Linked DNA regions of Homo sapiens: region 2 is linked to region 1. Evidence: chromatin loops called from intact Hi-C (ENCODE). Cell type or tissue: CD14-positive monocyte. All regions are shown on one strand. Each heading gives the region's core, and the rest is flanking DNA. Links, peaks and the distances in the headings are about the cores only.

What was found. A loop is a pair of places that touch in the nucleus more often than their neighbours do. Peaks named below come from ENCODE experiments on the same cell type or tissue, not always from the same donor. Only the 100,000 strongest peaks of a DNase experiment are listed, where the experiment ranks them.
Region 2: a loop joins it to region 1, with 2.0 times the contacts of the local background. A loop is called at or near these places in 6 of 110 quality-filtered maps.

The regions. Positions count from the first base shown.
Region 1 is chr12:123,411,164-123,421,010 of GRCh38, reverse strand. RILPL2 (Rab interacting lysosomal protein like 2) reads left to right here. Exons shown (of 4, transcript NM_145058.3): 4 at 5,090-5,972. The coding sequence ends at 5,120. Among named protein-coding and RNA genes, the nearest start is that of RILPL2, 21 kb to the left of the region's middle. In CD14-positive monocyte, for the core only: no CTCF peak of the experiment used is centred there; no DNase peak of the experiment used is centred there; H3K27ac peaks cover 278 bases.
Region 2 is chr12:123,465,000-123,474,846 of GRCh38, reverse strand. SNRNP35 (small nuclear ribonucleoprotein U11/U12 subunit 35) reads right to left here. Exons shown (of 2, transcript NM_022717.4): 2 at 7,911-9,309. The coding sequence starts at 9,306. The coding sequence ends at 8,566. It overlaps RILPL1 (Rab interacting lysosomal protein like 1), which reads left to right. Exons shown (of 7, transcript NM_178314.5): 7 at 2,165-4,793. The coding sequence ends at 2,309. Among named protein-coding and RNA genes, the nearest start is that of SNRNP35, 12 kb to the right of the region's middle. RefSeq lists a silencer at 5,751-6,045 and an enhancer at 9,236-9,737. In CD14-positive monocyte, for the core only: a CTCF peak has its summit at 5,844; a DNase peak (open chromatin) is centred at 5,856; H3K27ac peaks cover 569 bases.

The sequences.
Region 1 (9,847 bases), core at 1,138-9,137:
CTATGTGCCAGACACTGAGCTGAGTAAACATCTACTCAGGAGATCTGTTTTACAGACGGGCAAACTGAGAGTCAGAGAGGATCAATGACCTGCAAAGGTTACACAGCGGGTCAGTGGTGGTGGAACTCAGACCTGAAGCCGCATCTATTTACCTCCTAAGTGCATTCGCCCCTAATCTTGGGCTACATGGAATCTACGGCAGGGAAAACACCTTTCCAGAATGTTTCCTGCTGCACATGGTGATGCTCAGGAAATGGAATCAAGAGTCAAACTCGACCGGGCGCAGTGGCTGACGCCTGTAAACCCAGCACTTCGGGAGGCTGAGGTGGGAGGATCACCTGAGGTCAGGAGTTCGAGACCAGCCTAGCCAACATGGTGAAGCCCCGTCTCTACTAAAAATACAAAAATTAGCCGGGCATGGTGGCGGGTGCCTGTAATCCCAGCTACTCGGGAGGCTGAGGCAGGAGAATCGCCTGAGCCCAGGAGGCAGAGGTTGCAGTGAACTGAGATTGCACCACTGCACTCCAGCCTGGGCAACAAAACGAGACTCTGTCTCAAAAAAAATAAAAATAGGCCGGGCACAGTGGCTTACGCCTGTAATCCCAAGACTTTGGGAGGCCGAGGTGGGCGGATCACCAAGCCAAGAGATCAAGATCATCCTGGCCAACATGGTGAAACCCCGTCTCTGCCAGGCGCAGTGGCTCAGGCCTGTAATCCCAGCACTTTGGGAGGCCGAGGCGGGAGGATCACGAGGTCAGGAGATCGAGACCATCCTGGCTAACATGGTGAAACCACGTCTCTACTAAAAATACAAAAAAATTAGCCAGGCATGGTGGCAGGCTCCTTTAATCCCAGCTACTCAGGAGGCTGAGGCAGGAGAATGGCATGAACCCAGGAGGCGGATGTTGCAGTGAGCCAAGATCACACCACTGCACTCCAGCCTGGGCAACAGAGCAAGACTCTGTCTCAAAAAAAAAAAAAAAAAAAAGAAACCCCGTCTCTACTAAAAATACAAAAATTAGCTGGGTGTGGTGGCGTGTACCTATAGTCCCAGCTACTTGGGAGGCTGAGGCAGGAGAATCGCTTTAACCTGGGAGGCTGAGGCAGGAGAATCGCTTTAACCTGGGAGGCAGAGGTTGCAGTGAGCCAAGATCGCACCACTGCACTCCAGCCTGGGCGACAGAATGAGACTGTGTCTGAAAAAAAATAAATAGATAAAAATAAAAATTAAATAAATAAAAATACAAAATTAGCCATGGCCTCTGTAATTTCAGCTACTCGGGAGGCTGAAGTAGAATAATCACTTGAACCTGGGAGGAGGATATTGCAGTGAGCTGAGATCACACCCCTGCACTCCAGCCTGGGCAATAGAGCAAGACTCCATCTCAAAAAAAAAAAAAAAAAGAAAAAAGGGAGTCAATATCCTCTTGATAACCAGAATAGAACTGGAGCAACAGGCAGTTTCAGCCTGGCTGTGGGAAATGCCCAAGGACCTCTCCCTGTCCCACGTGGGACCATTCCTCTTGAATGAGCCGTGTCCCAGCATTGGAACATGCTATGCACTTTCCTCTGAATACTTCCCTCATGTCTGTGCACCAGGGTTGATCCCATAGTTCTTCGGATGCTGCCTCTTATACTAAGAGTGAGGTGCTTGTGTAAAATTCAGATTCTCAGAAATCAAGTCAGTAGGCCGGGCGCAGTAGCTCACACCTGTAATCCCAGCACTTTGGGAGGCCGAGGCGGGCAGATCACAAGGTCAGGATATGGAGACCATCCTGGCTGACCATCCTGGCTAACATGGTGAAACCCCATCTCCACTAAAAATACAAAAAATTAGCCGGGCATGGTAGTGGGCGCCTGTATTCCCAGCTACTCGGGAGGCTGAGGCAGGAGAATGGCGTGAACCCAGCAGGCAGAGCTTGCAGTGAGCCGAGATCGTGCCACTGCACTCCAGCCTGAGTGACAGAGCGAGACTCCGTCTCAAAAAAAAAAAAAGCCGGGCGCAGTGGGTCACACCTATAATCTCAGCACTTTTGGAGGCTGAGGCGGGCAGATCACAAGGTCAGAAGATTGAGACCATCCTGGCCAACATGGTGAAACCCCAAGCCTGTAGTCCCAGCTACTCAAGAGGCTGAGGCAAGAGAATTGCTTGAACCCGGGAGGCAGAGGTTGTAGTGAGCTGAGATTGCGCCACTGCACTCCAGCCTAGCAACAGAGCAAGACTCTGTCTCAAAAAAAAAAAAAAAAAAAAAAAGAAAGAAAAAGAAAAAGAAATCAAGTCAGTGGTTCTTGGATGAAGCTCAGAAATCTGGATTTTTTTCAAAAGTTCCTTGGACCACACTGATATGTGCCCTCTTAGTTGCCAGGTGTCAGGACAGTAGGCTGCAGCTTTCCTGTACTCCATTCATTCAACAAATATTTACTGAGGGTCTGCCATGTGCCAGGCACTGTTGTAGGTGCTGAAGATACAGCAGTGAACAGAACCTAAAGTCTCTGGCTCGTGGACCTTACATTCTAGTAGAGGGAGTCAGAGAGTGAACAGGTAAAGAAATATATTAACAGGACAATTTCAGATAGCTATATGTGCTATGATCACAAATAAGGGGACAGAACGGGAGAGAGAGGACTACTTTAGATTTGGGTTATCTTTTATCACAGCAGTGGGAAAAAAAACACAAGAAAATCGAGTTGGGAAGTCCTGGAAGGCTTCTGTGAGGAGGTGACATTCAAACTGATCACTGAAGTACATTAAAGACCGGAAGGAAGAGCATTCCAGGACAGGAGCAGTGGCTCATGCCTGTAATCCCAGCACTTTGGGAGGCCAAGGCCAGAGGATCGCTTGAGCCCAAGAGTTTGAGACTAGCCTGGGCAACATAGAGAGCTTTTTTGTAGAGACCTCATCTCTACAAAAAAGAATAAAATTAGCCGGGTATGTGCCTGTAGTTCCAGCTACTTGGGAGGATCTCTTGAGCACAAGAGGTCCAGGCTACAGTAGGCCATGGTCACACCACTACACTCCAGCCTGGATGACAGAGCAAGATCCCGTCTCCCACCAAAACAAAAGAGCATTCCTGGTAGACGGGACAGTAAGTGTAAGAGCTTCAGGCTACAGAAATTCCCAGAACAGGCCAGGCACAGTGGCTCACGCCTGTAATCCCAGCACTTTGGGAGGCCAAGGCGGGCAGATCACCTGAGGCCCAGAGTTCGAGACGAACCTGGCCAACATGGAGAAACCCCATCTCTACTAAAAATACAAAATTAGCTGGGCGTGGTGGCGCATGCCTGTAATCCCAGCTACTCAGGAGGCTGAGGCAGGAGAATTGCTTGAACTCTGGTAGGCGGAGGTTGCCGTGAGCCGAGATCGTGCCATTGCACTTGAGCCTGGGCAACCACAGTGAAACTCTGTCTCAAAAAAAAAAAGAAATTTTCAGAACAGAAGACCATGGTGACTGGAACAGGGAAGAGAATGGAGGTGGGATTGGAGAGGTGGGAGGGGCTGGGTCACCCAGGGCCACGTGGATTCTTTCTGGTGCTGACTGTGGGTTTTATTCTAGGTACGTTGGGAAGAGACATTGGATGGTTTTAAGCTGGAGAGTAACATGACCGTATTTATGTACAAAAAGCTCACTCTGGTTGCCTTGTGGAGAAGGGTTGGGAGACAGGGTCAAAGTAAGGCCAATGGGGGTGTTTCTTTTTTCCTTTTTTTTTTTTTGAGATGGGGTCTCACTCTGTCACCCAGGCTGGTGTGCGGTAGCTTGATCTCAGCTCACTGCAACCTCCGCCTCCCAGTTTCAAGCGATCCTCCCACCTCAGCCTCCCGAGTAGCTGGGACCACAGGTGTTCACCATCATGCCCAGCTAATTTTTGTATTTTTGGTAAAGATGGGGTTTCTCCACGTTTCTCAGGCTGGTCTGGAACTCCTGAGCTCAAGCAATCCGCCCGCCTCAGCCTCCCAATGTGCTAGGATTACGGGTGTAAGCCACTGCACCCAGCCTAATGGAAGTGTTTCTTCCACAAGGAAGGGTCTTCTGAGGTAAGATAATGAAAGAGCACCTCCACCCAGGTGTCCGAAGTGAAGGTGTTCATTTAGGACTTTCATTGGCTGTCTTGTTGCAAATCAGGCTTCCAGAAGGCATAAACTACTGGTTTCTTTCAGCGTCCTTCTACGGGAGCTTAGGACACCTAATTGGAGTTTGAGCCTAATAGAGCAAAAGTGAAATGTGTGTTCTGTGCATGAGCTAGCCTGAGGACATGTGGCTAGTGGCTAATGAGCGTGAGGCCACCCTTTCAGGGTCAGATAAACTTAATGAGCTACTAGAATCAATGAGTGAATGAATGAACGAATGAATGTGTTTTTTTGTTTTTGTTTTTGAGACGGAGTCTCAATCTGTCACCCAGGCTGGAGTGCAGTGGCACCATCTTGGCTCACTGCAAGCTCCGCCTCCCGGGTTTATGCCATTCTCCTGCCTCAGCCTCCCGAGGCAGCTGGGACTACAGGCGCCCGCCACCACACCCGGCTAATTTTTTGTATTTTTAGTAGAGACGGGGTTTCACCGTGTGAGCCAGGATGGTCTCGATCTCCTGACCTCATGATCTGCCTGCCTCCGTCTCCCAAAGTGCTGGGATTACAGGCATGAGCCACCGCACCCGGGTTTTTTGGGGTTTTTTTGCTTTTTCTTTTTCTTTTGAGATAGTGTCTTGCTCTGTCGCCCAGGCTGGAGTGCAGTGGCGCAATCTCGGCTCACTGCAACCTCTGCGTCCCGGGTTCAAGCGATTCTCCTGCCTCAGCTTCCTGAGTAGCTGGGATTACAGGTGTATGCCACCACGCCTGGTTAATTTTTTTTTTTTTTTAGAGATGGGGTCTCACTATGCTGCCCAGGCATGTCTGAGACTCCTGGGATCAAGTGATCCTCATCCTCTTGCCTCAGCTTCCCAAAATCATAGGATTACAGGCGTGAGCCACAATGCCTGGCCTGGACATATTTTTGAGTCAACAGCTGCAAGAGCTACTTAGAAATTTTACGGGGGTTGCTGTGCCCCTTGCTTTGTTCCTTCTGCTTACCCTGAACCCTCTCTCTCTCCACACCAGGTTCTTTTTTCGATCGGGGAAACAGACCTAGATCCAAGGCCACAAGTAAGGCTATGGCTCTGATTCTAGAAGACAACCTTCCAAGATGCCTGGCAAAACCACCTCCCTGTGCCACACAGACACACTAGGCCTGTGTATTTATTTCCCCTTCAAAGCAGACTGAGGAGGGAGGAGACGAGGTTCTCTTGGCATCACTTTCTCCCTGGCTGCAGAACTAGACACCCTTGAAGATTTGGCCTGGGCCAGTGAGACTGAAATCAAGAAAAACAGAAGGGATGTGCAGGGTGGGGGGGTCCACTTCCTGCTCCCATGTCAACCCCCAGGGCCTCCAGCGTGCAGACGCGTGTCCTACTCATCTGCTCCCACGGATGACCCTGGTCTTCAATGGTTAGCAGAAGGGAGAAAAGAAAGCAGGAAAATGTGCTATTGAGATTCCAGTGGTGACTTCACTGATATTTAGTGAATATTTGATTTAGCCAACATGCCTTTCTTTATGTGATTTTGTATTAAAGTAAAATGATTTTTATACTTTCTATAGCTTATCTAGAGTGGTCTCTTAGTTACGATGGTACACATGGTATATGTGTGTATATGTCATATATCTACATTTCATTGTATAATGAATCAATTGCATTCATTCAGTCTAAGCGATGCACGATTATCTGGTGTCACTATGAAGGGAAAGATTGCTGCAAACTAAAATGTTAAGAAGCTATCGATTTTAGGACTCATCCTGATTTCAGAGGTGTTAAGATGTGAACAAAATGCATTTAGGAATCAATGAAACAGAGAGCGGGTGTCTGCACTTCGCAAAGGAACTAATGAGGCTGCCGCAACCATTCCGTGAGCCTGTCTTCTTAGTAAATAACAGTGGCTTACTCAATGTGTTTCGCCTGCTCTGTGGATTATCTCATTTGTTCCTCATAACCTGGGGAGATGGGGACCGGTACCGGTGCACCAGTTTATAGATTTTTTTTTTTTTTTTTTTTGAGACGGAGTCTCTCGCTCTGTCGCACAGTCTGGAGTGCAGTGGCACGATCTCGGCTCACTACAAGCTCTGCTGCCTACGTTCACGCCATTCTCTTGCCTCAGCCTCCTGAGTAGCTGGGACTACAGGCACTTGCCACCACACTCGTCTAATTTTTTTGTATTTTTAGTAGAGACAGGGTTTCGCCGTGTTAGCCAGGATGGTCTCGATCTCCTGACCTCGTGATCCACCCGCCTCAGCCTCCCAAAGTGCTGGTGAGAGGTGACAGCGTGCTGGCAGTCCTCACAGCCCTCGCTCGCTCTCGGCGCCTCCTCTGCCTGGGCTCCCACTTTGGCGGCACTTGAGGAGCCCTTCAGCCCACCGCTGCACTGTGGGAGCCCCTTTCTGGGCTGGCCAAGGCCGGAGCCCGCTCCCTCAGCTTGCAGGGAGGTGTGGAGGGAGAGGCGCGAGCGGGAACCGGGGCTGCGCGGGGCGCTTGCGGGCCAGCTGGAGTTCCGGGTGGGCGTGGGCTTGGTGGGCCCCGCACTCGGAGCAGCTGGCGGGCCCTGCCGGCTCCGGGCAATGAGGGGCTTAGCACCCGGGCCAGCGGCTGCTGAGGGTGTGCTGGGTCCCCCAGCAGTGCCAGCCCACCGGCGCTGCGCTCGATTTCTCGCCGGGCCTTAGCTGCCTTCCCGTGGGGCAGGGCTCGGGACCTGCAGCCCGCCATGCCTGAGCCTCCCACCCCCTCCGTGGGCTCCTGTGCGGCCCAAGCCTCCTCCACGAGCCCCACCCCCTGCTCCATGGTGTCCAGTCCCATCAACGACCCAAGGGTTGAGGAGTGCAGGCACAGGGCACGGGACTGGCAGGCAGCTCCATCTGCAGCCCCGGTGCGGGATCCACTGGGTGAAGCCAGCTGGGCTCCTGAGTCTGCTGGGGACGTGGAGAACCTTTGTGTCTAGCTCAGGGATTGTAAATACACCAATCGGCACTCTGTATCTAGCTCAAGGTTTGTGAACACACCAATCAGCACCCTGTGTCTAGCTCAGGGTTTGTGAATGCACCAATCGACATTCTGTATCTAGCTACTCTGGTGGGGCCTTGGAGAACCTTTGTGTCCACACTCTGTATCTAGCTAATCTGGTGGGGACGTGGAGAACCTTTGTGTCTAGATCAGGGATTGTAAACGCACCAATCAGCGCCCTGTCAAAACAGACCACTTGGCTCTACCAATCAGCAGGATGTGGGTGGGGCCAGATAAGAGAATAAAAGCAGGCTGCCCCAGGCAGCAGTGGCAACCCGCTCGGGTTCCTTTCCGCATTGTGGAAGCTTTGTTCTTTTGTTCTTTGCAATAAATCTTACTACTGCTTACTCTTTGGGTCCACACTGCTTTTATGAGCTGTAATACTCACCCCGAAGGTCTGCAGCTTCACTCCTGAAGCTAGGGAGACCAGGAGCCCACCAGGAGGAACGAGCAACTCCAGACGCGCCGCCTTAAGAGCTGTAACACTCACCACGAAGGTCTGCAGCTTCACTCCTGAGCCAGCGAGATCACGAACCCACCAGAAGGAAGAAACTCCGAACACATCTGAACATCAGAAGGAACAAACTCTGGACACGCCACCTTTAAGAACTGTAACACTCACCGCGAGGGTCCGCGGCTTCATTCTTGAAGTCAGTGAGACCAAGAACCCACCAATTCCGGACACACTGGGATTACAGGCGTGAGCCACCGCACCCGGCTTTTTTTTGGGGGGTGGTGGGGACGGAGTCTTGCTCTATCGCCCAGGCTGGAGTGCAGTGGCACCATCTGGGTTCACTGCAATCTCTGCCTCCCAGATTCAAGCGATGCTCCTGCCTCAGCCTCCCGACTAGCTGGGACTATAGGTATATGCCACCACACTGGGTTAATTTTTGTATTTTTGTAGAGACGGGGTTTCACCATATTGGCCAGGCTGGTCTCGAACTCCTGACCTCATGATCCGCCCTCCTCGGCCTCCCAAAGTGCTGGGATTACAGGCGTGAGTCACCGTGCCCGGCCAGTTTATAGGTTTAGAAACTGAAACTCTGGCTGTGGAGCTAGGAAGCAGCTTGCCCAGGAGGCAAATGCAGGCCTGATTCCAAGGCCCGGGCGCGGAGCTGCCAAGCTTTATGGGTCCAGAGTCACTGGCAAGTCCTAATAATAGTAATAATTTACTGTATGCCTCGCCTGCATCATTCTAAGTACCTTTCCGATGCTGTCTCACATACTTTTGTGGGATGGGTATCACTATTGTCCTTGGGGTCCTCCCAAGGAGGTTAAGGCATAATGGGTGAAAAGTCTTGTCTAAGGTCCTCAGCTAGAAAGTGGTAGAAGCAGGACTTGAGCCCAGATACAAAGTCCACACACAGGCTTCAACCACTCTGCCTTCCAGGAAGAGCTGGTAGTGTTTAAGAGTCTAGTCCAGAACACTGTCTCAACAGCATCATTAGATCAGGGCTCCTAATCCCTAGAACCCTGTGTAACACTGCAACCCTGGCCAGGCATAGTGGTTCAAGCCTGTAATTCCAGCACTTTTGGAGGCCAAGGTGAGAGGATTGCTTGAGCCCAGGAGTTCGAGACCAGCCTAGGCAACATAGTAAGAACCTATCTTTACAAAAAACAAAAAATTAGCCAGGCATGGTGGTGAGCACCTGTAGTCCCAGCTCCTGGGGAGGCTGAGGCGGGAAGATTAATTGAGCCCGGGAGTTTGAGGCTGCAGTGAGCTATGATCACACCACTACACTCCAGCCTGGGTGACAGAGTGAGACCCTGTCTCCAAATATATAAATGCTCCCCTGCCTCCCTGTGGGGATAGATAGGGTAAGAGAACCCACTCAGAAAGAAAGGTTAAGATGGCCTGGGTGGCTGTGGTACCCCAGGAGACTAAAAAAAGTTACGGTGAGAAATGCTTGGACTGCAACTCTTGGTAAAATCTGATGCTGGCAGGTGGGCATTTTGGAAAATAAGTCCTTGGGGTGATTCTCCTAGAGATGGGCCTAGCTTGACAACAGGTAACAGAGCTGTGACGTCAGCTGAGCTCTGGCGGTTCTCACACTGCAGGATTCCAACTACAAACCTAGACCGGGGAGGAACAGGCTCAGAAGTAGGTTTTCGCCGGGTGCAGTGGCTCATGCTTGTAATCCTAGCACTTTGGGAGGCCGAGGTGGGTGGATCACAAGGTCAGGAGTTCGAGACCAGCCTGGCCAAGAAGGTGAAACCCTGTCTCTACTAAAAATACAAAAATTAGCTATTCAGGAGGCCAAGGCAGGGGAATTGCTTGAACCTGGATGGCAGAGGTTGCAGTGAGCTGAGTTCATGCCACTGCACTCCAGCCTGGGCGACAGAATGAGACTCCGTCTCAAAAAAAAAAAAAAAAAAAAAAAGGTTTTCAAGCCAAGTCTCAGAAGGCACAGGAGGTGGTTGCTGTAGCAATCATCTTTTATTTTATTTATTTGAGACAGAGTCTCGCTCTGTCGCCCAGGCCGGAGTGCAGTGGCAGGATCTCAGCTCCTGACCTCATAATCCGCCTGCCTCGCCCTCCCAAAGTGGTGGGATTACAGGGATTACCGTGCCTGGCCAGCAGTCATCTTTTACAATGAACAAATAGGGCTGGGCGCGGTGGCTCACATCTGTAATCCTAGCACTTTGGGAGATGGGCAGATCACGAGGTCAGGAGACCAGCCTGGCCAACATGGTGAAACCTCGTCTCTACTAAAAATACAAAAATTAGCTGGGTGTGGTGATGCACGCCTGTAATCCTAGCTACTCAGGA
Region 2 (9,847 bases), core at 1,270-9,269, 54 kb before region 1:
GGAGGCTGCAACACTAGCAACCAGCAAACAGAGGGAACCAAAAATAGTTTATCCGAAGCTTTGATTTCGCAGTGGCTTTGTTCCTATTCTTGCCTCCCAGGAAACATAACATGCTATTATATGATATCTCTTACCAAGTTCAGAGCCATAATTCACATAGTGGCTAACGCCTGTGATCCCAGGTGTTGGTGACGGCCGGGCTCGGCAGCTCATGCCTGTAATCCCAGCACTTTGGGAGGCCAAGGCAGGTGGATCATTTGAAGTCAGGAGGTTGACACCAGCCTGACCAACATGGTGAAGCCCCGTCTCTACTAAAAATACAAAAAAATTAGCTGGGCGCAGTGGCATGCACCTGTAATCCCAGCTGCTTGGGAGGCTGTGGCAGGAGAATCGCTTGAACCTGGGAGGCAATGGTTGCAGTGAACTGAGATCAAGCCACTGCACTGCAGCCTGGATGACAGAGCGAGACTCCGTCTCAAAAAAAAAGAGTAGAACTTGGTGACAACAGAAGGAATCTTAATAGAGCCTGGTAGTATCAAAGGACAGTTTTAGGAAGAGCTTTTGGGAATTCCTCAAGGTAGGCCAATTTCAGGTTCACTGACCAGGGTCCTAGTTTGTTTACATGACCTCAAAGCAGACCTTGTTTTAAAGGGACTACTTTGGCCAGGCACAGTGGCTCACGCCTGTAATCCCAGCACTTTGGGAGGCCAAGGCAGGTGGATCACCTGAGGTCAGGAGTTTGAGACCACCTTGGTCAGCATGGTGAAACCCCATCTCTACTAAAAATACAAAAACTTAGCTAGGTGTGGTGGCGGGTGCCTGTAATCCCAGCTACTCAGGATGCTGAGGCAGAAGAATCACTTGAACCGGGGAGGTGGAGGTTGCAGTGAGCCATTGCACTCCAGCCTGGGCAACAAGAGTGAAACCCCATCTCAAAAATAAAAAATAAAAATAAAAATAAATGGACTACCTTGCAGGCTTTTTGCTTGTGACTTTTTTTTTTCTTTTGTTTTTTTCTTTCTTTTTTCTATGGTAACAAACTCAAGTATGCTTATGACTTCTGCCTTTATCTTTCAGGCATCTGAAAGTTCCTGATGGCTCTCTCTGATCAATATGCAACAGTCACAGCTGTTTTAAAAAGACCTCTGTCTACCTCAGTTAAAGTCTGAGGCCAGACTAACTGTGGCTCTGTAGCTGGTTACAGTGATACGGCCTAAAGGCTTTCACCATTAGATCTATTTTTGAAAGTGCAAATGGATGTTTCCCTAATTTTATATCAGAGAACCATGCGTACCATGTTTTACTTATATATATATATTTATTTTATTTTTTTAGACAGAGTCTTGTTCTCTTGCCCAGGCTGGAGTGCAGTGGCGTGATCTCGGCTCACTGGAACCTCCGCCTCCCAGATTCAAGCGATTCTCCTGCCTCAGCCTCCTAAGTAGCTGGGATTACAGGCGTGTGCCACCACACCTGGATAATTTTTGTATTTTTAGTAGAGACGGGGTTTCACCACGTTGGCCAGGCTGGTCTCGAACTCCTGACCTCAAGTGATCTGCCTGCCTCGACCTCCCAAAGTGCTGGGGTTACAGGCGTGACCCATCGCGCTCAGCCCATAGTATATGTTTTATTGTTCATTTTTCTTAAGTACTTCCTTTAGCCTCATCTAAGCAGTAATGTCCATGAAATCTGGGCCACAGTTTCCTGACTGACATTAAACAAATACAGAACTATTTAAATTAGAAATACTCATTCGTTTACAACAGAATCCTCTTATATTCCACACGGTTTTCAAGTATTCCTTTCTCTGCGTCATTAGGGTAATTAAAGAAACCCAAGATTTGTTTCAGCAGCTTTTGATTTCCACTGGTAACGGGATAAATCCTCCATAGCGGCTAACGTGGAAGACACCTCACACATCACATCAGCATGCATGCCTTGCCCATACCGCGTGACCTCCAAGGTACCGTGTCCAAATGACACGCAGAATACCCTGCTGCTTTCTTGGAATAACTTTGACCTGCACCCCCAACTTTGTCTTTCACACCTTGAATTGATTTGCTCCCTTCTAAGTTTGCTGCTATATGTCTCCGGCATTGCAAAAAACGTGACTTGCACAGCAAAGGGTCAGCTCTCATTTCTGTGTTTGCTTTCCCTTCCAAAGGTTTAGCTTCTTCTCCCGAGATAAGAAGCGCCTGGCCAACACACAGAGAAACGTGCACATCCAGGAGTCCTTTGGACAGTGGGCAAACACCCACCGCGATGACGGTTACACAGAGCAAGGACAGGAAGCCCTGCAGCATCTGTGACCTTGGCCCATCTCCACCCTCCAACCTGGACTGCCCGCCACCAGCGCCTGCAACCGAACTGCAGCCCAGGGGTCATTGCTGCCTCAAGCCTCTCGGTGCAGATGCACCCTGAAAACTGACCCCTCAAACAGACTGTCTGATTTGAGGATGGACATTGAAAAACTGACGCCAAACTCTAAAGAAATGTTTATTTATACCCAGGGCTATCACTGTTTCTAATAGATGACTCTGATCCCGTAGGATATATATTTAATAATCCCACAAACGGAGGCCAGACTTCTGCGTTAACTTCAGTAACACAAGCTTCTTTAAGCCAAATACATCACTTGCCACTATCATTGCTGTTTGACTTGCTTTGTATAAAATGCTATGTGTAGAGGTTTTATTATCACAGGTGACATAGTTCAGCAGGAGGCATGGAAGGGCTAGATCTTCATTAGTTACATTCATGAAATTGTGATGGTAACGTATTATACAGAATGTATCCATCAGGCAGACAAGGGGTCTGAAGTCACAGGCTCAGTAGCCCAACTCAGACACAAAGCCACAGACAATATGGATGATGGTCCTCTTACCCAGAAACTGGAGACAACTTTGCAGGCACCCTGGCTGCGTTCCTGATAATGCCTAGAGCATGTAGCAATGTTCAAGGCAGGTGCCTTGGAATCTGCTGTGAGTTATGCAGTACTAACCAAACAAAGTTGCTAAGGATGAGATGTTGCAACATTTCTTGTGTGCACTTTTTTTTCCTGACATCTTTTTTTCCTTTTAGGATTCATTAAGTCATATACTTAGTCCCCTGCAAAGAAGAAGACAGATGTCCCAGAGCAGACTGAAAGCGGGGCGTGGGATCCTAGGCAATGCAGGAGGGCAGGTGGGGGAGCTGTAGCAGAACAAGGGTGCTAGGTGGGAAGCTGGCTTGGGGACCACACGTCTGGCTGACTCACAGGGCTATAGCAGCAGACAGAGAGCCAGATGCTCTACTGCAACTGGTGAGTTGGAGGCTTGCCCACATAACACTGTCTTTCTCTCCACCCGCCAAGCATCCAGGGCACAGGGCTGGTTGCTCACAGATTGAGCGAGGTAGCACCTCCTACCAGCACTCAAGTTTATCAGGGCCGCGTTCTAAACATTCTACTGAAGTTTGCTAAGAAACCATTAGGTGAGGCTGGGCACAGTGGCTCACGCCTGCTATCCCAGCACTTTGGGAGGCCGAGGCAGGTGGGTCACTTGAGGTCCGGAGTTCGAGACCAGCTTGGCCAACACGGTGAAACCCCATCTCTACAAAAATACAAAAAAATTAGCCAGGCGAGGTGGTGCATGCCTATAATCCCAGCTGCTCAGGAGGCCGAGACAGGAGAATTCCTTGAACCTAGGAGGCAGAGGTTGCAGTGAGCCTAGATCGTGCCATTGCACTCCAGCCTGGGCGACAGAGTGAGACTTCATCTAAAAAAAAAAAAAAAAAGAAAGAAAGAAACCATCAGGTGAATTTGCAGAATCTAGAATGGACTCTGCTTCCAGATTGCCGAAAAAAAGAAATGATCAGACAGGGTAATTATTGCTGCGTTAGAGCAGTGTTTCTCAAACCTGAGTGCCCATTAGAATTATTAGAATTTATTCTCAAAGAGTATAGAAGCAGGTATACTGATGAATTTCTCTCCCACCCCTGGCCACCTTTGTTGCCCTTCCAACAGGTAACCAAAATTGCCAGTTTCTTGGTTATCTTTCCTAAACACTAAATGTCTCTCTTTTTTTTGAGATAGTCTTGCTCTATTGCCCAAGCCAAAGTATAGTGGCACCATCTCTGCTCACTGCAACTTCCGCCTCTTGAGTTCAAGCAATTCTCATGCCTGAGCCTCCCAAGTAGCTGGGACTACATGTGTGTGCCACCATACCTGACTAATTTTTGTATTTTTAGTAAAGACGGGGTTTCACCATGTTGGCCAGGCTGGTCTCGAGGTCTCGAACTCCTGACCTCAAGTGATTCACCTGCCTTGGCCTCTCAAAGTGCTGGGATTACAGGTGTGAGCCACTGTGGCTGGCCTTTTTTTTTTTTTTTTTTTTGGACACAGGGTCTCACTCTGTCACCTAGGCTGGAGTACAGTGGCACTATCATAGCTCATTGCAGCTATGAACCCCTGGGCTCAAGCAATCCTCCCACCTCAGCCTCCCAAGTAGCTGGTACTACTGATGTGCACCACCATGCCCAGCTAATTATTTTTTGTAGAGACCAGGTCTTACTTTGTTGCCTAAGCTGGTCTCAAACTCCTGGGCTCAAGTGATCCTCACACCCCAGCCTCCCAAAGTGCTGGGAATTCAGGTGTGAGCCACCGTGCCTGGCCAAATGTCACTTTTTTGATAAGTCAGCAGATCCAGCTCTTGAGCACATCAGAGGCTAGATAATCGGGACAGAAAGGAAAAATCAATCCATCAGAAAGTTTATACATGCAATTATGTAAAATAAAATCAAGAACAAAAAGCATATATATATGTACATGTGTGTATATATTCCTTCTTTCCTTTTTTCTTAAGGGACAAGGTCTTACTATGTCACCAAGGCTGGTCCCAAACTCCTGGCCTCAAGCAATCCTCCTGCCTCAGCCTCCCGAGTAGATGGGACTATAGACATGAACCACCATACCTGGCCCTCCTTTTTTTTTTTATTTAAATGGCAGCATAATATATTCATGCTGTTCTGTGCTTTTCTTTTTTCCCCTTGAAATATCCTAGAGAGGGCCAAGGTGCAGTGGGTCACACCTATAATCCCCATATTTTGGGAGGTCAAGTAGGGAGGATCACTTGAGCCCAGGAGTTTAAGACAAACCTAGGTGACATAGCAATAACCCACCTCTACAAAAAATTAATTAAAATAAAAAAATAGGTGGGTGTGGTGGTGTACACCTATGATCTCAGCTACTTGGGAGGCTAAGGCAGGAGGATCCCTTGAGCCCAGTTCAAGGCTGCAGTGAGCTGTGATCACACCACTGCACTCCAGCCTGGGGGACAGAGTGAGACCCTGCCTCAAAAAAGAAAAAAAAATGTATAGCAATAACTCCATATGAGTACATAAGACAGCGGCTCTCATGGCCAGGAGCAGTGGTTCATACCTGTAATCCCAGCACTTTGGGAGGCTGAGGCAGGCAGATCATGAGGTCAGGAGTTTGAGACCAGCCTGGCCAACATAGAGAAATCCCATCTCTACTAAAAATACAAAAATTAGCTGGGCATGGGGGCATGCGCCTGTTGTCCCAGCTACTCAGGAGGCTGAGGCAGGAGAATCGCTTGAACCCGGGAGGCAGAGTTTGCAGTGAGCGGAGATCGCACCACTGCACTCCAGCCTGGGCGACAGAGCGAGACTCTGTCTCAAAAAAAAAAAGAAAAGACAGTGGCTCTCAACCACGGATGACTGAGCCCCCCAGGGGACATTTGGCAGTCTGGAGACATTTTTGATTGTCACAACTGGAGGGGGAGAGAGGATACTGTCATCTATGGGTAGACACCAAGGAAGGTGCTAATGAACATCCTACAATGCCCTGGTCTACCATATGGGGGTGATATTTATTAATGTTTATCTAGGCCCCACTGATGGACAGGTAGCTTCCTTCCAATCCTTTACTCTCAAAAAGTGTTGCACACTGTCACACACACAAAAGTCTACAGAATAAACTAGAAGCAGAATTGCTAGATCAAAGAGTATTTGCTTCTGTCATGTTCATGGAGACTGCCAAAGTCCCTACCATGGAGGCTGTACCATTGTTTTTCTTTCAAAGTCACCACAGCCCATAGAACACTAAGCCCAAATGTACAGGGTTGGAGTCTGAGTGTGCAAGTTTTTTGTTTTTTGTTTTGAGACAGGGTCTTACTCTGTCACCCAGGTTGGAGTGCAGTGGCACAATCTCAGCTCACTGCAACCTCTGCTTCCCGGGCTCGAGCAATTCTCCAGCCTCAGCCTCCCAAGTAGGTGGGACTACAGGCAAGCAAAACCAACACCCGGCTAATTTTTGTGTTTTTCGTAAAGAGAAGTTTTCACCACGTTGCCCAGACTGGTCTCGAACTGCTGAGCTCCAAGCCATCCACCTGTCATGGCCTCCCAAAGTGCTGAGATTACAGCCGTGAGCCATCACGCCCAGCCTCAGTGTGCATGTTTTCTTTTTTTCTTTTCTTTTTTTTTTTTTTTTTGAGACAGAGTCTCGCTCTGTCGCCCAGGCTGGAGTGCAGTGGTCCGGTCTTGGCTCACTGCAACCTCCGCCTCCTGGGTTCAAGCCATTCTCCTGCCTCAACCTCCTGAGTAGCTGGGATTACAGGCACCTGCCACCACGCCCAGTTAATTTTTGTATTTTTAGTAGGGATGGGGCTTTACCATGTTGGCCAGGATGGTCTCGAACTCCTGTCCTCAGGTGATCTGCCCGCCTCGGCCTCCCAAAGTGCTGGGATCACAGCCGTGAGCACCGTGCCCAGCCAAGTGTGCATGTTTTCAATCTCTCCCTGTTCTGATGCTCAGAGTTGACAACTACACAAACACTGCAACTGGCTTTGCTTTTTGTCCTGATGGTATCTCACAAGGCTTCCCTAATGCAGGCAGTCTTGTTTTCTAGACAATCTACCAACCCTAGCCCACAACACCCTTCTGGTGCCATAATAAGGGAACACTTTGTAAATTAAATGTGAGTGAAATCAAAAAGGTTTCCTGCAAGGTTGTTTTCTGAGACTTGGGAAATAATAAAATTCTGTACTGGAAATTCACAAAGGAAAGGGCCTATTTTTCTAAAACTGTTCTAACAGCTGACAGCAATTTTAAGCCACAGCAGGTTGGTCCAGTTCCCTGTATAATATCATGAGAGATTCATACTCCTATGCGAAAACCTAGCAATGGTACTAAATCATTTATTTTGCATGAAACATCTTGAATTTTCAGAATATGAACTTTCAAAGACGGCCATTTATCAAAATGCTAAATGTCACTTTTTTGAAAATCATCCGAACAGTATGGTACTTGCTCAAAGTCCTCAGAAGTTAAGGTCAGCAGATCTAGCTCTCGAGCACCCCAGAGACTAGATAAGAGAGAAAGGAAAAATCAATCCATCAGAACTAGCTGTAATTCTTTCATAGATCCTGACCACTCCTTATTCTTCATTTTCATTTCACCACCACTTCTGTCTAACTTTATCTTTTCAAAGGGCTGGAAGGCTGCCATAGATCACAGCCCAGCAACTTTGGTTTTTAATTTTAAATGTCAGTCAGAAAAAGAAGAAAGGCAGTCGGCATTTTGAGTGAGAATGGAAGTGCATTTGTTCAAGAATGCTGACCTGGCTGTGCAGACTGCCTTCTGGTATTAGGGCTCTGGACATTCTCCTTGAATTCACTTTTCTATCCCATTTTTATTTCAATTCAGCAAACTCTTGGGCTATGGATATAAAGATAGAAAAGATACAATTTATTCTGACCAGATTAGTGTTCTTCCTCTAAGGACTCAGAGGAGTGTGATTAGGTCATAACCTCTTTTTGCCACGTACTCAAGATGATCATTTAAAATAGATGGAAGAAAATCAAATTCCTACTGCCAAATTAAATCTGAATACTAGCTCCTTACAAATGCCCTTCTGGCTGGGCGCAGTGGCTTATGCCTGTAATCCCAGCACTTTGGGAGGCTAAGGCAGGTGGCTCATTTGAGGTCAAGAGTTGGAGACCAGGCCAGGAGTAGTGGCTCACACCTGTAATCCCAGCACTTTGGGAGGCCAAGGCAGGTGGATCATCTGAGGTCAGGAGTTCGAAAACAGCCTGACCAACATGGTGAAACCCCATCTCCACTAAAAATACAAAAATTAGTCGGGCATGGTGGCACATGCCTGTAATCCCAACTACTGGGGAGGCTGAGGCAGGAGAATCACTTGAACCCAGGAGGCAGAGGTTACAGTGAGCCAAGATTTTACCACTGCACTCCAGCCCTGGCAACAGAGTGAGACTCTGTCTCAAAAAAAAAAAAAAGAAAAGAAAAGAAAATGCCCTTCTGTACAGATGCCAGTAACTACAAAATTGCTTCTTGATCCTGTTAAATAACATGTCCTTAGAACTATGTGAGGAAGATGATAAATTCCTATCAGCTTGAACCGAAGTTCCAGATTGGAAAGAAAACTATTCCAAACCCCATGATCATCAGTAAGTTTTATTCAACCATTAGACTCACGCTGCGTTGAAAGACAATCCCCCTCCACTCATTTCCACTGTAACTTCACTTTGGGGTTCTGCTGTTGGGCCTCTACTTGCCTCTTTCCTTCTTCTCCCTCCCCTTGATCCTGTCATCTCTGAAGTCCCTCTCTCTCTCCCAGTCATTGTCGGGCCACACCCTGGTCGGCTCTCTTTCTTGCCATCTCTTCTCCCGGCCCCTGTCATGGTCTCGATCCCTTGTCCTCGAGTCCCAGTGTCTTTCTCGGGATCGAGATCGCTCCCGCCTTTCCCGTTTTCCCTCTCTATAGAGGTCGTTTTTAACAACTGGCAAGTTAATAGGTTTTCGAAAAGGCCGGTCCCGTCCCCCAAATCTCAGTTGCCCAGACTCCTTTTTTCCCCCAAGACCGCCTCCAAGTCGCCGAGGGATCCACCCTTTGAGAGTCCTTTCCAGCTCGTAGTCCACAAATATCTCATGCTGGTCAATAACCAGGCCATCAGCATCTCGGTAAGCTTTGATCACGGCACGCTCCTCCTTGTATTCGATGAAGGCGTAGCCCTTTGAAAAACCTGTGACCAAGTCCCTGACCAGCCGAAGCCGCCGGATGTCACCATAGCGGGAAAAGACTTCCTTTAATTTGTCCTCCTTGGTCTGCAAGTTTAGTCTGGCCACAAACAGGGTGAGGAGGGGATCTCCTATGACACCTTTGTTGGGGACATATCGTGCCAGCATTGCCCTCCAGACCGCGCGGTCGTGTGGGTCTTCATCGGTGCCATCAATGCTGCCCGCTTTGAGTGGATCATACTCCTTGGCGATGGGCATCCAATCGTTCATGTTCTATGAATGATAAGAGCAAGCGTGGATGGAGCCTCTACTCTGAGCCACTCATTCAACCCTTACAACAATGCCATGAAAAGGATACTATCATTCACCTCTTCTTAAAAACAGGAAAGGAAGGGAACACCCACAGAGGCTAAGTCCTCCCTGCTAGTAAGTGGGGGAGACAGCACCAAAGCCAGGCAGTTGTGCTCCAGAGAAGCCCTTACCCACTCCTACAAATGCCCTCTCAGGAAGCAGAGGGCAGCGTGCTCGGGTTTCACCCATATATGCAGCATCTGGCTCAGCCACGGAAGGGCACTTACCAACTATGAACACATTACAATGTGGCAACGTGGATCAAAACCAGACTTCTCTTTCAGAACCTTTAAAATGATCATAGGAAAACTAGCCCAGGAACTGCTGGTGGAAAATGGCAATTTAAAAACTCTACTACCAAGAATATCAAATACCAACATAGAGAATCATATAATAACCCTCCACAAACTTCTCACCCGGCTCAACTAGAACCACCATGCACATGTGGCCAGAATAATCT